Regions from separate parts of the Homo sapiens genome. Here regions 2 and 3 are each linked to region 1. The links are chromatin contacts, found by Hi-C or POLR2A ChIA-PET in ENCODE. All regions are on one chromosome and are shown on one strand. The core of a region is the stretch at or near the end of the contact, and the rest is flanking DNA. Distances in the headings are between cores, read along the strand shown. Region 1 holds the start of ATP11C (ATPase phospholipid transporting 11C (ATP11C blood group)). Region 2 holds the start of MBNL3 (muscleblind like splicing regulator 3). Region 3 holds the start of RAP2C-AS1 (RAP2C antisense RNA 1).

Region 1 (2,700 bases), core at 189-2,688:
CCATGTGCTCGTGGCAGAGGAAACAAAAGAAAGCAACCTCCCTGAGAATAAAACGCCATCTTCGACTAATTGGCAAACTGAGGGGTCCCCGGGTCGGTCCCCCCACGAGTCCCCCCCACCACCCAGCCCGAAGGCGGCCCCCAGTTTCAGGCAGAGTTTGTAACAGCTCCGGGAAGCCCTGGTCGAATTGTCCTGGGGGCGAGGGTGGGATACCCCGAGAGCCCTACCTGCCTCCCCTCCCCGGCCGCCTGGGCACCGTGTTTCGGTGAAAAGGAAGAAGAGGGGTGGTGGTGTCTCCCAGAGACGTAACTGCCCCCTCAGAAAATTGTTGTGAGGGACCCGGCGAAGGGGCTGGCGAGCAAGCAAACCGGCACGCGCGGAGCCGCAGCGAGTGTACTTACAAAACGATTCAAGCTCCGGCGGAACATCGCGTCGAAGGCTGCCGGGCGCTGAGCTGGGCTCTACCGGGCTGTCTGGGAAGGCGCCGTCCACAAAACACACTGCGGCGTGGGCCGGCGGCGCCAAGCGGAGCAGCGAGGCGGGCGGCCGGGCCACCCGCTCGCCGCCTGCCCCCCTCGGCTCTCCGCGCTCCCCCGCCCCCCAGCCGCCCGCAGCCTAGCCGCCGCCCCGCCTCACTCGCGGCCCGCCCCCGGCCTGCCTGACCCGGGGGCGGCGGCCCCGCGGATCGCCCTTATCTGGCCCCGGCACCCCGGGCCGGCAGCTCGCGCAGCACCCACTGAGAAGGCGAGCCCGCCGCGCGGGGGAAGGATGGCGGAGGAGCGCGAGGCTCCTCCTGTGGGGAGGGGGCGCCCCCGTCTCTCCGCCAGCGCCGGGCTCGGCACCCCGCGGGATGCGCTCTTCCCCGACGCGGCACCACCGCCCGCCTCCCCGCTGGACTCCGCGGCCGCCCCCCTCGGGGCACGGGGAACCCTCCCGAGGCACCCCGCGCCTCACCTCGCCTCAGCCCGACACTACTCCCCTGTCTCTGTCGGGAGCCACAGCCTCCCTCGCCCCGGCCCTAACTCGTCCGCCGTGCCGCGCCGCGCCGTTTCGCTCGCAGCCCCTCCTCGGTCCGCGGCTGCCGCGCCGCCCCGCGCTCTGGTCCCGCACTCGGGCCAGGGAGCCTGGGTACAGCCAACCGGCCCGCCCTGAGCCAGCCGACGGCCAGACTCCCTCTTCCGGGCGTGGTGGAGCCGGGCTCTGAGGCAGGGCACCGTGAAGACCCCAGCGCGGGAGGGGCGGGGCGGGGTGCGAGGGGGGACTAGTTCTGAAAGCCCACCCTCCTCATCTGCACCGACGAGGGTTCCCCCTCGACCCTCGCGCCGCTGTACTCCCACCTACGCGGCTTTCCCTCCTCTCAGTCTTTCTCTCGTCCTGCCTGCCCACCTAAGCCTTCTTACTTCCACTTTCTCTGAGGTTGTAAAGTCAGGCTTTGTGTCGTTGCTGCTGCGCAGCGGGGCGGGATTTCCCTGACCCCCACCCCGCCCCACCCAGGCCCCTCCCGCTCGCCCCCTCCCCCTCCTTGCTCCCGGGGCAGCCTGGGAGTTGTAGTCCAACCGTCCCCCTACTTCGCCTGGTACCGCGGGCTGGGAGCTCCCCCACACGCTAGTCCCGGGTTTGCCCAGAGGGTTGAAGAAGGAAGCGCGGGCTGAACAGCGGGTTCTCCACGCCGGCCGGCTGGGTGTGGAGGCCGGGCGCACTCGGTAGCCTTCCTAGCGGTGGGACATGTGAGAAGGCTAAATTAGGCAAAGCTCCGAATCCTGGGAGCTTTCCCTGGAACGCAAAATGTGCGCATCAGGAAACCCTCTACACCCTCGGCCCCCAGCTTAGAGCTGGAATTTGCGAAACTTTAAAAATTACAAAAGAAAAGCGAGTCCAGAATTGCCACGAGGCTGGGCATCCCTCCCAACTACCACAACCCCACCCCTTTTCACCGCCCCTTAAGGCGGGGCCCAAGGCTGTTGGAGAAGAACTTGCAGATTCTTCTATAAAAGTCAAAAAGAAGGAAAGGGAGTTCAGAGACTCTTACACGAGTCTTCCGCCTCGCCGCGTTCTCCTGCCAGTTTAGAGCTGGGGACAGGGCCCAGCCACACCACAGGCCTTCCCAAAGGTCGCGAATAGGCCTTTACTACTAGGCATAGGCGCTTCTCCTTTACCCTCCGGAGTTCGGATTCATTTCAACAAACCTTTGCTGGGAATTTTCTTTGTACCAGGCACTGTGCCAGGGCTGGACACAGCGATTTCTTAAAAGACCTCCCCAACAGGGTGGTCGCAATCTGGTTGGGGGATACAAACAAGCGAAAATGCCACGTTAGAATTTAATAATAGCTAGAGTTCAAAGTGCTAGAGAAATAGGGGAGAGCGACATTGCATCTGAAAATGGGGTTTGGGAAGTTTTCCTAAAAGCCCTGGAGATTAAACTAGCCCTTGAAACGTGGGAAGGCTTTAGAGGGACCTGACTGAGCCCAAGGGGACAAAGTCCAGGGTAGAGGGAGAGGTCGGTGAAAAAGCGCAGGACAAACTAAGAAAGAGATCACGCTGTAGTGGCAGACGCCCAGGACGTGTAGGTAAGGGCGGCTCGAACGAAAGCTAAAATCTAAAACTCTTCAAAAACATGTTACGAAGTTTGAACTTCATTCTGCGATCAACGAGAAGCCCATCTCCCAATAAAATGCAAATGCAGGAGACCTAAGGTTTGTT
Region 2 (2,700 bases), core at 152-2,651, 7.4 Mb before region 1:
GAAGCCCATTTTAGTCTATATTTGAAGAAGTGTTGGTAAATATGAAAGCATCCCCCAAAAGTATCGCACATTAGAAAAAAGTTAAAAATTATTTTAAAAAGTAGTTAAACATTCAGGATTAGATTTTCATGGGCCAAGGAGAAGATGGAAATATAATCAGGAAAAATCCAAGGTGTCTGATAAGCCTCATTGTCTATTTACCTTTCACTGGAGGGGGAAACAAAACAAAACAAAATTCAGATAAATTGTATCAAGCATGGATGTTTAGTCATTCCCACATACCAACAATCTGTTTTCCAAACATTATATCAGTAATCACCCAAACGTTTATTCACTAAAGCAGGGAGTCCGCTTAATAAAAAAAGTACCAATCACTTCAAAATTAAATCTTGCAAGTTTTGTTTTAATTGATTCTTTCCCATGAAGTCTACCCACAAATACGGAGAGGCTGTGGGGATCCCAGCTCAATTTACAAACGATGTAAGAACATCTAGGAGAAAATAACTCCTTTAAAACATATTACTTTAATTAGAGCCACAATTAATTTATCTGTTTTATCTATCATCTAGCTAGCTAGCTAGCTAGCTAGCTATCTAAGAGTGCTCAGAAAAACACACAGTAGGTCTATTACCCTAATTATGAAACCACAACAAAGAATCACTTAAATGTCAACTTTCATTACTCGTCTGGGTTTAATTTCGTTTTCTTACCATAAAAGCTTATTGTGTGAGTGTTAAAAACTAAAGTTCCCTTTTTAATAGTCTCCTAAAATCTACTCTCATGCCCTTCAAACCCCAGTAGTAAAAGCGAGCTGCCCAAACGTGTTGACTCAGGGCAGGAAGAGACAAGGTTCTGCAAGGAAGCTGTGGCACTGCTCACGATATCGCGTGAAAATGGGGAAATTCGTTGTTAAAAAGCATTTGCTGATTATATGCCATGCAAGAAGTTCCTTTAAATTAAAAAGAAGAAAGTAGAAAAAAAGAAAGAAGGAAGGAAGGGGAGGAGGAAGAGAAGAGGAGGAAGAGAAGGAAGAAGAAAAAGGAGGAGGAGGAAAGGAGGAGGAAAATGATCAAAGCTCTAAAATCGCAACAAAGTTGCAGGATGACTTTTCCTCCTATTTGCTATTTTGTAAAATGAAGTTTAAAAGGCATTATTTCCTCGGCGTCCGAGGAAGGCAGCCTCTCTTACAAATCCCAATTCATCTCCAGCCTTACCTTACGCTGCTAGCGCAAACCCAGAGGCTAAGGGGCCCTGCTCTCAGCGGCAGCAGCAGGGGCAGCGGCAGCGACAGCGGCACATGCCATCTGTTAGCGGCAGAAGCAAAAGCAGCGCTGCGCGAGGTGGCCCCGGTGCCGGGAGAGCCTTTAGCAGGGGTGCATACTGAATGCCGCCATTTTAAAGCGAGGTTCCTGAAATCATTAGATATAAGCAAATTAAAGCCCGCCCCACCTCCAGAACTTCAGGGCTGGGACTTGCAACCCGGCTCCAAGTCGGCCGCTCTGGGGTATAAAATGTCAAGTCTACAGACACGCGCACGCTGACTCTCGGACGGAGGCGACGGTTCCCCCTCTCCCTTCGGCCCCCTTGACCCCTTCGTGCTTTTTGCAAGACTCCTTTCGGTTCCAGGGGCCAGAATACTTTCTTTTCTGGGCTCCTCGAGGCCCCTTCCCGGGGCCGGCCGGCGGGCTGTGGGAGGAGGGGACAAGGCCACGGGCCGGCCCTACCCGCTCCTCCCAGGCTCTTGGTTCAGTCCACTCGGAGCACACCTCGGAGCGCCCCAGCTCCCTCGCGGAGGCCGGGCGTGGGGCTCCCGCCCGGGCTCGCAGCTACCATAGCAACCCCGGTCCCAACCCCGCCCGGCCTTTGCCAAAGGCGTGCCCTCCTCCCGGGCCAGTGCCCTCCGCCGGACGCCAGACGTCCCCTCGCGCAGCCCCGCCGACCCCAGGCAGCCCGGGCTGGGGCCGCGCCTCCGTGCGTCCCGCGCCGGACAGACGCGGCACGCGGAGGGAAACGGCGCCAGCGAGGGGCTTTAGGCGCCAAAACGGAAACTCCCGCGAAACTCCGCGGGCCAGCGGAGCGCGGGCGGGCATCCGGAGCGCCGGACTCGGAAGCGGCGCACGCGGCCGCCCGGCCCCGCCCCGCCCGGCCAGGTAGCGCGGCGCCGCCGCCAACCTCACCTGGCTCCGCGCGCCGCTGCGGGACGGGCGGGAATGCGGCCAAGGGCCGCCCCGGCTCCCGCGCCCACCCCGGACTCTCTGGCCTCCGCCTCTCTCTCACTGCTCCCAAAGAGCGCCAAAAAGTCGCGCTGCGGCTCACGCTCGGAGTGCGGGCACTTTCTTCCTGTAGGGCGCTGTTTCGTCGCGAAATATATTCTTTGTGTGGTTCGCTCACTCGTGCCTGGTTCTCCGAGAGCGCAGCGCGGGCTTTATTCTCAGGGGGTGTGGCGCCTCGCCCCCAAACCCAGCAGCCCAGCCCCCGCTGCACAGACCCTTTGTCATTTCATTAGGAAGGGAAAGGGGGACAAATCATAACGCTCAGATTTTACAAAAGCGAAAACAAACGAAGCAGGCACACATCCCCAGAGGCGGGGTTGGGGTAGGGGTGCAAAGTTTCTGGCTCTTCAGGAACTGAAGTGCCAGTGAGAAAGGCAGTGTGGTTCACAGCGGGACGCTCATAGACACTTCCCAGACAGGTGAGGCG
Region 3 (2,700 bases), core at 121-2,620, 7.7 Mb before region 1:
GATCTCTTTGCGGTAGAAATCTTCAATGGTGGGGTCATATTTCTCAATGAAAGTCCCAGTGACAAACTGCACAGTAAGGGCAGATTTGCCAACCCCTCCACTCCCTAACACCACTACCTTGTATTCCCTCATGAGTCTCACCTTCACCAACTCCTACCAGAGGGGGGGAAAGATCACCCCGCTAGCTGTGGCGCGGCTAGACGAGGCGGAAGGTGGGCGGAAATCTGCGAACTGGGGAGGAGAGTGCAGAGGAGCAGAGGGCCCAACCGGGGAAGAAGAGGAAGTTACAGGAGGGGGAGGGGAAAGAGCGTAGAGTCGGGGAGGGTGGGGAAGGGATGGTAATGCCCTTCCTATAGGAACTGCAGCCCGAGCAGGGGGCGTGGGGAGGAGGGCGAGCCTGGGAAAAGCCCGGCGAGGGTGGCGAGGAGGCGCGTGCCCCCGGGAGGGAAAGGGTGGGGGCTGCGGCGAGGGGACCCTGCGGCGAGGCGGACGTCGGAGGAGCCCGCAGCCCGGGGCTGCCCGGCACTCCTCCCCCGCCCTTCACACAAAGGGGCCCAGGGACCCCGCTTCCTGCTCGCGCAGCCCAGCCGGCTCAGGCCTGAGGGCTCCGTTCCAGTTACCGCTGCCCGGGCGGGTTTCTGGGCCCCGGCTCCCGCGGGGGTCGTCCGGCCTGTGAAGGGGAGAAGGACGCACATTACCCGGCTGACCCCCGCCCCGAACCTGCGGCGCCGGCCGCCGCCTCCCCCAACTCCCACCCGGATCAAGCTACTGCCGCTTACCCCGCCGTCCGCACCCGCCCGGCCGCCGGGGAGGCTCTGTCACGCCAAGGCCATGGCCACCCGCTGGCTCCTCTGTCTCTCCGCTGCCCCAGCGCTGCTGCTCGCCGCGGGGAAAGAAGCGGGGGCCTTCCGCGGCGGCCGCAGGGACTCCAGGCGAACCCACCTCTTTTTTTTCTCACCCACCCCCCACCCCCACCCCCACCCCCACCCCCACCCCCACCAAGCACACACCCGGAAGGGTTTCCCTGACACACTGGCTGAGGTGCCCCAGTTCCCCGAGACTGGACGGGATCACTTCCGGTGGGGAAAGTCCCACCTCTTCGGGGCGAGCCGGGTGGCGCTGGAGCCGCGCCCTGCTGAGCGAGCGAGCCGGCCGGGGACGGTTTCGGGTCGGGACTCCGGCTTCGGGAACGGGCCTCTGGAAACCTGCGACGTCAGTCCTTACCCGCCCGCGGCTGCCGCGGACCGTCCCACCCCCAAACCCGTAGAAGCCCCTCCGACCTGCAACCTCCAGCCGCCCGGCCCTAGGACTTGAGCGGCTCCCTGGCCGGTGCGGAACCTGCGGGCTAATAATCTAGCGACCGGGAGAACGCCAAACATCCCTGGACTAGAAGTTGCAGGGGAAATCAAACAGCCCAGAAAGTTTATTCTCCTTGCTGGTATTTCTTCCACTTGCTATTTTGCTGAGAGATGCATGCAAACTACCCTTAGACTTTCAGATGCAGTGCGTTTTACTTAGCCGTGCCTGACAAACACACAGAACTTTTACCGTCTGGTAGATCCGCCTTGACTTTACCAGCGAATACTAAAGTCACTTAAAAAAAAATCACAAGGCTCGAAAACAGCAGCATTAGAAGTAGACTTTATGGTACTCTGCTCAGCTATGTTCTCATTTGATTCCAACCACTACACGGCAGAAAAGGTAACCAATATTCAAGAAAGATTTGATTGGAAACGGTTTAGGCCTAAAGACTAATTTATTTTAATCGTTGATTATGTATAACAATTTGCTTGGCTGGCTCTTACATGCTGAAGTTTTGTTTTAAAGGCCATCCTATGTAGTCTTTGAAATTCAAAAGCAAGTAGTAACTCTGGTGTTAGATTCTAAGTTTCTATTTTTAGATAAAATTGTTACTTCCGACTATCTTTCCCTTTGCTAGCTTTCTATTTGTAAACTTTGTGTCGGATCCACAGAGCCCCAGGGCCAGGAGTCTAGGCTGTATTTTAGGTGTGTCACTTTCTTTTCAATTCAAGCATGTACCCAGAAACCTGCGAGACTCAGTGGCCAGCCTAGCAAAAATGACTCCAAATTCCCTTACTTACAAGCCCTAAATGGCCAAACTCTATAAAGAGATTTATTACTCAGCCTAAATTGTTGGACATTAGAACACAGGCGAATCATAGTAGTGTGAGGTCCCACTGTCCCTCCCTGAGTATTCCCCAATGTCACTTACAGTCTTCAAAGGAGAGTTTAGTTCAATTTCTCCTTGACCTCAGGCCGGTGCCATCTCTCCAGCGAAGTCCCCAGCTCTGGCTCCAGCTGGCCTGGGCCCTGTGTCGTATCAGAGGCACTGCCCTCTGCTGGAAGGGGTTTGGTCTGTGAGTTATGAGTTTCCCCACAGGTCACTGCTCCTTTCACACGTGCTGTTGCCTGATTTGGAGCTCTGCTGCTCATCTCCCTGCCTAGCTGTCTCCAGACTGTCTGGTGGGATTCACAGCCCTCCACCAGCCGTGCTTGTAACTGAGTCTGGAAATTCCTCTTCTGATCCAGCCAGTGTTGAGCAATCGTGGCAAGTCTTTGCTCTATTACTAAACTGTCAAAGCAAGGAGTTCTTTTTCAGGTCATCCCACCTGTTGGCAATTCTAATATCTCTGAATGTGTTGGTCATGCTTAGGAGAGAGTTCTTTGTTTCTCCACGCA

What was found. Hi-C counts contacts between places; a loop is a spot of excess contacts on that map. ChIA-PET counts read pairs that join two places held with the same protein, here RNA polymerase II (POLR2A). Pooled maps may share reads with other maps.
Region 2: a loop to region 1 is called in a map of naive thymus-derived CD4-positive, alpha-beta T cell, with 25 times the contacts of the local background. The contact joins the promoter of MBNL3 here to the promoter of ATP11C in region 1. A Hi-C loop is called at or near these places in 1 of 168 maps with a recorded cell type or tissue (naive thymus-derived CD4-positive, alpha-beta T cell) and 6 of 50 pooled maps. POLR2A ChIA-PET finds 5 or more read pairs at or near these places in 1 of 52 experiments (MCF 10A).
Region 3: a pooled map shows a loop between it and region 1 (25-fold over the local background). The contact joins the promoter of RAP2C-AS1 here to the promoter of ATP11C in region 1. A Hi-C loop is called at or near these places in 5 of 50 pooled maps.

What each region holds. Positions count from the first base shown.
Region 1 is chrX:139,931,615-139,934,314 of GRCh38, forward strand. It overlaps ATP11C (ATPase phospholipid transporting 11C (ATP11C blood group)), which reads right to left and starts at 1,439. Exons shown (of 30, transcript NM_001353812.2): 1 at 402-1,439. The coding sequence starts at 428. RefSeq lists silencers at 466-625, 666-905 and enhancers at 1,686-2,035, 2,076-2,125.
Region 2 is chrX:132,487,637-132,490,336 of GRCh38, forward strand. MBNL3 (muscleblind like splicing regulator 3) reads right to left here and starts at 1,402. Exons shown (of 9, transcript NM_001386889.1): 1 at 1,215-1,402. RefSeq lists a silencer at 1,681-2,250.
Region 3 is chrX:132,217,137-132,219,836 of GRCh38, forward strand. RAP2C-AS1 (RAP2C antisense RNA 1) reads left to right here and starts at 1,371. Exons shown (of 3, transcript NR_110410.1): 1 at 1,371-1,701. It overlaps RAP2C (RAP2C, member of RAS oncogene family), which reads right to left and starts at 2,311. Exons shown (of 6, transcript NM_001271186.2): 1 at 2,234-2,311; 2 at 1,096-1,205; 3 at 780-876; 4 at 1-670. The coding sequence starts at 132. RefSeq lists silencers at 301-740, 751-800 and enhancers at 2,233-2,302, 2,633-2,682.